Linked DNA regions of Homo sapiens: region 1 is linked to region 2. Evidence: chromatin loops called from intact Hi-C (ENCODE). Cell type or tissue: tibial artery. All regions are shown on one strand. Links, peaks and the distances in the headings refer to the core of each region. The heading gives the core; the rest is flanking DNA. Region 1 has its middle 120 kb from the start of MCHR2. Region 2 has its middle 15 kb from the start of SIM1.

Region 1 (2,922 bases), core at 116-2,615, 360 kb after region 2:
AGACTCAAAGAAAGAGCATCTGCAAACATGAAAATTTAGAGGACGGTTTTCACAGTAATATACCCATTAAGTGATTAAGGTCTAGGGTAGAGTCCACGGAATCAGAAAGAAAAAATAAAACTGAAAACATGAGGCAAGGACCGATCTGACAGAGTTTGAAGAAAATGAAGTGCTGAAGATCAGGTCCCAGCATCGTGTCTGCCACAGTGAATATTCAGTGGATGGTGTTTGAATGGGTGACTAATAAGTAAATCTCAGGTTCTGAGTCTAGGTGACTAAAATATTGATAGACAGACAAGAACATCATAAGCATCTTCAAATAGGCTTAACTGTCTCGGAGACTACACAACATTGACATGATGGCTACTCAAAGTCAGTTCATTTAATTCAGTATATCCAGTTTTTAAAAAATCAAACTGGTATGTAGAAGAGCCAGCAAGCTTTTGAATATTTCCTTTTTCATCTAGTTGTTTTTGATGTTGTGGAGACATTCAATGACAAATACAGAAAGAGGAGACTGATTAGGGTTTGTGGAAAGTGCTAACCTTTCCTATATTTTCTTTCATTACAGAAAGATTGCTGGTTGATCTGACTGTATGTCCAATTAGTAAATGCTTTCCATAGGTTCATTTGCTAAGGCCAAAAATAAAAAGGACTTTTCAAAGAACACCATGCCATTTTCCCTAAACAAGCTCTTTCTGCCGGGGAAGTCTTGCTCACCTTTCACCAGCCTTCTGAATGTCTGTTACTCCCTTCTCCCCTTCTGCTTCTGGCTTAAAAACACTTTTTTATTGTTATTACCTTGGCTCAAAGCTTCTGTAATGGTTTCTTGCTTAAGCATAAGGACATAGAAATTAGAGCAATGGTCACAACAGCACAACATGGCTGATATGAAGGACTGGAAATGCTAGTTGGTAATGAGAAACAAGCAGACACAATGAATTACATTAATCCAGAAGTCACAGGTTATGACCTCATTCTTATAACTCTATGTTGTTTTAAGTCTATAAACTTTCATATTTACTTACAAGGGAGTATTTAAATATGTAAGTCAAAACAAGCAATAGTCAGAAGCTGGAAGAGATCATTAATAATTTAATACATCTTGACTAGTTCCAGATTGGAGGTACCATATAAATGTTTATTCCTGGATCAATTTGGTTTTGGTAGTTACTATATTTTTAGTTCTAATTAAAAACACACTAGAGGAGGATTTGAAAGCTAAGAAGGTGCTGCCACCTGGAGGATTTTTTCTGCCCATTTGGAGTTTTGCCTTTACCAAGCAAGGGCAGACTAGTGGTCGTAATCATTCTACTCTGTAAAGAAACCGAGCTCTCTGGTTTGGGATATCACAGAACAGGGAGACAAGCAGCCTGGTAACTGATGGCACTTTACATTTTTCAGCCATATGTTTTAGTGTCAGATGCCACAGGCACTGGGGTGAGGTGGCCTTTTGTATTCTCCTCACTGGTAACTGCTTAGACTCACATGAGCCTTTTACACAGTTCCACTTCCCATGAACAATATAGAATGCCTAGAGAAAGAAAAAAGGTTTTTATTTCCTCGAGGTTGAAATTGACATGAAATGAGTAAATAACTTAAAATATAGACATAATCGAAGAAAAATAATTATAAAACCCTAACCTCTCCAACTCTCCCAAACTCTACCAATTCTTTCAACATTAATTCTGTATGTTAGGACAACAGCGCTCTAAAAATCCTGCTCAGAAAACAGGAGTTAGGAATGGATGGGATACTATTCTTAAATTTGCAATAAGGGGCAAAATGGTTGCCAAATTCATTATCATTTACAGATGAAAAGACAATGTGACATATCACCAAAGGTGTTCTTTATTGACTGGTCCCCTTTGCTAAAGCTTTAGTTCTTTGTACATTAGGTTGATATATTTTTAAAAAATAATCTTAAACAGTAGACTGTTAATTTGGGTTTTTTTGGCGGGGGGGTATTCCTTGGTTTTTAGAAGCCCTTTCCATTAACCCTTTAGTGCATTCTCCATGAATTCTTTAGCCTGATGTTCACCAAGGTGCCTGCTTCTGGCATGCTGAGAAAAAGAGGACTTGAACTTCTATTGAACCTGAGGTCTCAGCACATCTATGGGGCAGAAATGTTCCATTTCCCCATTAAAAAGCTTTCATTTGTAAGCCGCAGATGAAATTTCATCTGCTTTGCATCAGTCTAGTTTATAACCCTAGAGAACTTGGCACCACAACCCTCAAACCCATTATTGGTATTTTCCCTTCTGATGGGAAATAATACATTAACAACTTGGTTTTTGTTTATTTTGTTTTTGCTTTAAAAAAATGAAACACATTTCATGTGTTGCCCTCACATTTTTTTGTTTCTCATTCAAAGCTTTATTCTGGGCTCCTTTCAACTGTGCATCTCTGGAATGACAGACATATGGGGTTTCTTGGTTTGTTGTTGTTTTTGTTGTTTTTCATTTTGTTGGGTGGGGATGGTTTCTGATCTTCATTTGCATTGCCAAGCAACCTGGAACTCTATTGGCAGTTACAAAAGCTCTCTTGGATTGCTAAATTCATTTCCATTGGAAACACAGTTTTACATATAGGAAAATAAAATGGCATCTTTTAAGTTTTCCCTCCAGAAAATGTAATCATGAAAAAATATGCTCTCTCTTGTTGCTGATTCTCATACTACAAAAATGCTACCCAGTAGGCACTTAATTGACCCATAAAATGTAGATAAACTTGATGGGTCCAAAACCATTTTGATTGGAGAATGACAGCCGCATGAAGGAGTCCATCAGGATCACTGCAAGGCACATCTATTCAATAATAAGCTTTTTGATGACAGGAGCTGGTCTCTTGCATTTAGGAAATACTTATTGATTAAGGAATGTAGAGGAATGAGATAGAAAACAGGAGAAAGGAAAAAGAGGT
Region 2 (2,922 bases), core at 104-2,603:
AAAAATACCAGTTGGCTTAATCATTTGCTTATTTTGGAGATGGCCAAACATCAGTAAGGCCAGCTTTTTTGTTTTATTCAAATTAGCTCGCCTTGGCCAGGCATGGTGGTTCACACTTGTAATCCCAGAATTTTGAGAGGGCAAAGTGGGAGGATTGCTTGAGACCAAGAGTTAGAGACCAGCCTGGGCAGCATAGCAAGATCCTGTCTCCACAAAAAATTTTAAAAATTAGCTGGGCATGGTGGTATGTGCCTGTAGTCCCAGCTTTTCAAGAGACTGAGGCAGGAGGATCACTTGGGCCCAGTAGGCTGAGGCTGGGGTGAGCCAAGATTATGCCATGCCTGGGCAACAGAGCAAGACATTGTCTCTTAGAAAAAAAAAATAGCCCACCAGTGTGGGCTACTTTGTGTCCAAAACAGTGATCCAAACATAGTAATGGCAATATTATTAGAATATCTGGGTGGGCTTCCAAAGGGACTATATGAAAGGGAACGGCACTCACTGGATATATATTATAGCGCCTAAAGTCATGATGGGCGCAGTAGGTAGTCACTGGTCAACTTCTGACCATAGCACATATTTTCTTATAATTTGGGGCAAGTTACTAAATTTCCCTCAGTCTCAGTTTTCTTACTTGTAATAGTGTCACTTATTTAATAGGTTTACCACGCAGATCAAATGAGATAATTCTTAGCCCAGGCCTGACAGCTAGTAAGACCTTAATAAATGCTAGAAATCATTGTTATTATAATTACTTCAGCCCATCGAGTTTAGCTTATTAGAGCTAGAAGGAACTGCATAGAAAATTCAGTCCCAGCACTTAATTTATAGATGAGCAAATGGATGCTCAGGTGTCAGGACATGATCGGATGGAGCTCAGATATAAAACAAGTCCTGTGTTCCTTCGTCCACTGGCCAGCACTACTCAAGAGTCTGTGTCACATTTTATACCTGCACAGGCCCATGCTTTTACTTGTATTACATGCAGTGAGGCAGAGTGATCTAGATCTGTTTTTTGTTCATTTTCTGAAGAGATAGAACATTTATGTCAAATCCAATCTACCTTGATCAGACAGGAAATATAATAAAACATTTAAGACAAATCTTTATAGAGCAAAAGTTATACCAGTTTGTAGTTACAAAAATCATTGCTGGTGACCCTAATTCATACCAACACTTACGGGAATAATGAAAGCAAACATGTGAAGAGTAAGGTTGAAGTGAAAGTCACAGGGGTGTTTTGTGCATGACTGGTTTTTTGTTAGTTTTTGGGTTTTGTTTGTGTTTTTAGACCACTGTCTGGGTCAGAGAAAAACACTTGTAATGAAAATGTCCACCTATAGGTGGCAAACTTGTACTGCTGTCATTCTGTCCTTGGGTGCCCTTGCAAGTAAATGTCACTTGGAATGGAGATGAAAATGAAATTTGAAGAAAGAAAACAAGAAATCTAAATGGATCCAGAAACAACACTCTCACAAAAATTTTAAATGAAAAAAAAAACCATGTAATAATCTCACAAGATACTTAGTCTGATTCATCTGCAAGAATACCTCATGAAATTGCACCAGATGCATTTATTCAGGATCCATTTCAGAGTTCCTACAACATAGCACACCCTGGTTTAGAGTGGGAAAGACACATCCCTGCCTTGAGAGTGCTGACAGCTGGGAGCCTTCCACCTGCAAAGCACTTCCAGCAACATCTCTCATCTGACTTTTGCTGTTGTCCCCGATGTCATAGATAAGAAAACAGAGGCTCAGAGACACCAGGGGAGCGGCAGACTGGAGCCCAGCTCCTTAGAGTCCAGGTACTGTCTCTGTCTGCCACTTTATGCTACTTCAACATAAGGCAGAAAGTGACAAAGTGATCCAGGATTAGGGGGTAGGAATAACTAATTCTTTGGGGTGTATCACTCACAGGAAAGCCCCAGTGGTTCTTCCAGAGCCTTTGTAAATAGAATGACCTTGGACTCTCTCATTTCTGCCCTTCACCCTGGCTAACCAACACTTACTCCCTAATCGTGAAAGGGGGGTTGTTTCCCAGAGTGAGGGTCAGGATCCCCTGGGGACTCTAAGGAAAGTAGTGAAGACTTTAATTTACAGTGGCCAGGCTTGGTGGCTCACATCTGCAGTTCCAGCTGCTTAGTGAGGCTAAGGTAGAAGGTTCACTTGAGCCCAGGAGTTTGATGCTGCAGTGAACTATGATTACATACCACTGTTCAACCTGGGTGACAGAGTGAAAAAAAAAAGACTTTATTAACGAGAAATAATTCTTTTTTTTTTTTTTTTTTGAGACAGAGTTTTGCTCTTGTTGCCCAGGCTGGAGTGCAGCGACGCGATCTTGGCTTACTGCAACCTCCGCCTCCCGGGTTCAAGAGATTCTCCTGCCTCAGCCTCCCGAGTAGCTGGGATTACAGGCATATACCACCATACCCGGCTAGTTTTATATTTTTAGTAAAGATGGAGTTTCTCCATGCTGGTCAGGAAATCCCGACCTCAGGTGATCCGCCCGCTTCAGCCTCCCAAAGTGCTGGGATTACAGGTGTGAGCCACCGCACCTGGCAAGAAATAGTTATTCTACCCTACTTTTAAAAACTTTTGATATAGTATACTCATTTAAATGTGTTTAATTAAAACAATATTGAGTGCCTGTTTAAACGTATAAAGAGGGTACAATGTGTTTTTCCATGCATTCCTTGCTCCTTTGAAGATTTTCCTATGTATCATCCCAGGCTTATCCCTAAGTATTTACATATATGTAGATACGTAAGTGTGGATATAGAGAGAATTTTCTTTGCCCAATTCATGTAGTACTCTGCTGCTTGCTTTTTTCATTTAACAATATAACTTGGAGAGCTTTAACTAGACCTATGTTATGCAGTTTAACGTGGCATGGGGTTTATAGTTTGAATGTACCATAATA

Evidence for each region. Peaks named below come from ENCODE experiments on the same cell type or tissue, not always from the same donor. Only the 100,000 strongest peaks of a DNase experiment are listed, where the experiment ranks them.
Region 1: a loop joins it to region 2, with 6 times the contacts of the local background. A loop is called at or near these places in 90 of 110 quality-filtered maps.

Annotation. Positions count from the first base shown.
Region 1 is chr6:100,115,168-100,118,089 of GRCh38, reverse strand. No RefSeq gene overlaps it. Among named protein-coding and RNA genes, the nearest start is that of MCHR2, 120 kb to the right of the region's middle. In tibial artery, for the core only: a CTCF peak has its summit at 1,232 (motif pointing left); no DNase peak of the experiment used is centred there; H3K27me3 peaks cover 318 bases.
Region 2 is chr6:100,478,059-100,480,980 of GRCh38, reverse strand. No RefSeq gene overlaps it. Among named protein-coding and RNA genes, the nearest start is that of SIM1, 15 kb to the right of the region's middle. In tibial artery, for the core only: a CTCF peak has its summit at 1,335; no DNase peak of the experiment used is centred there.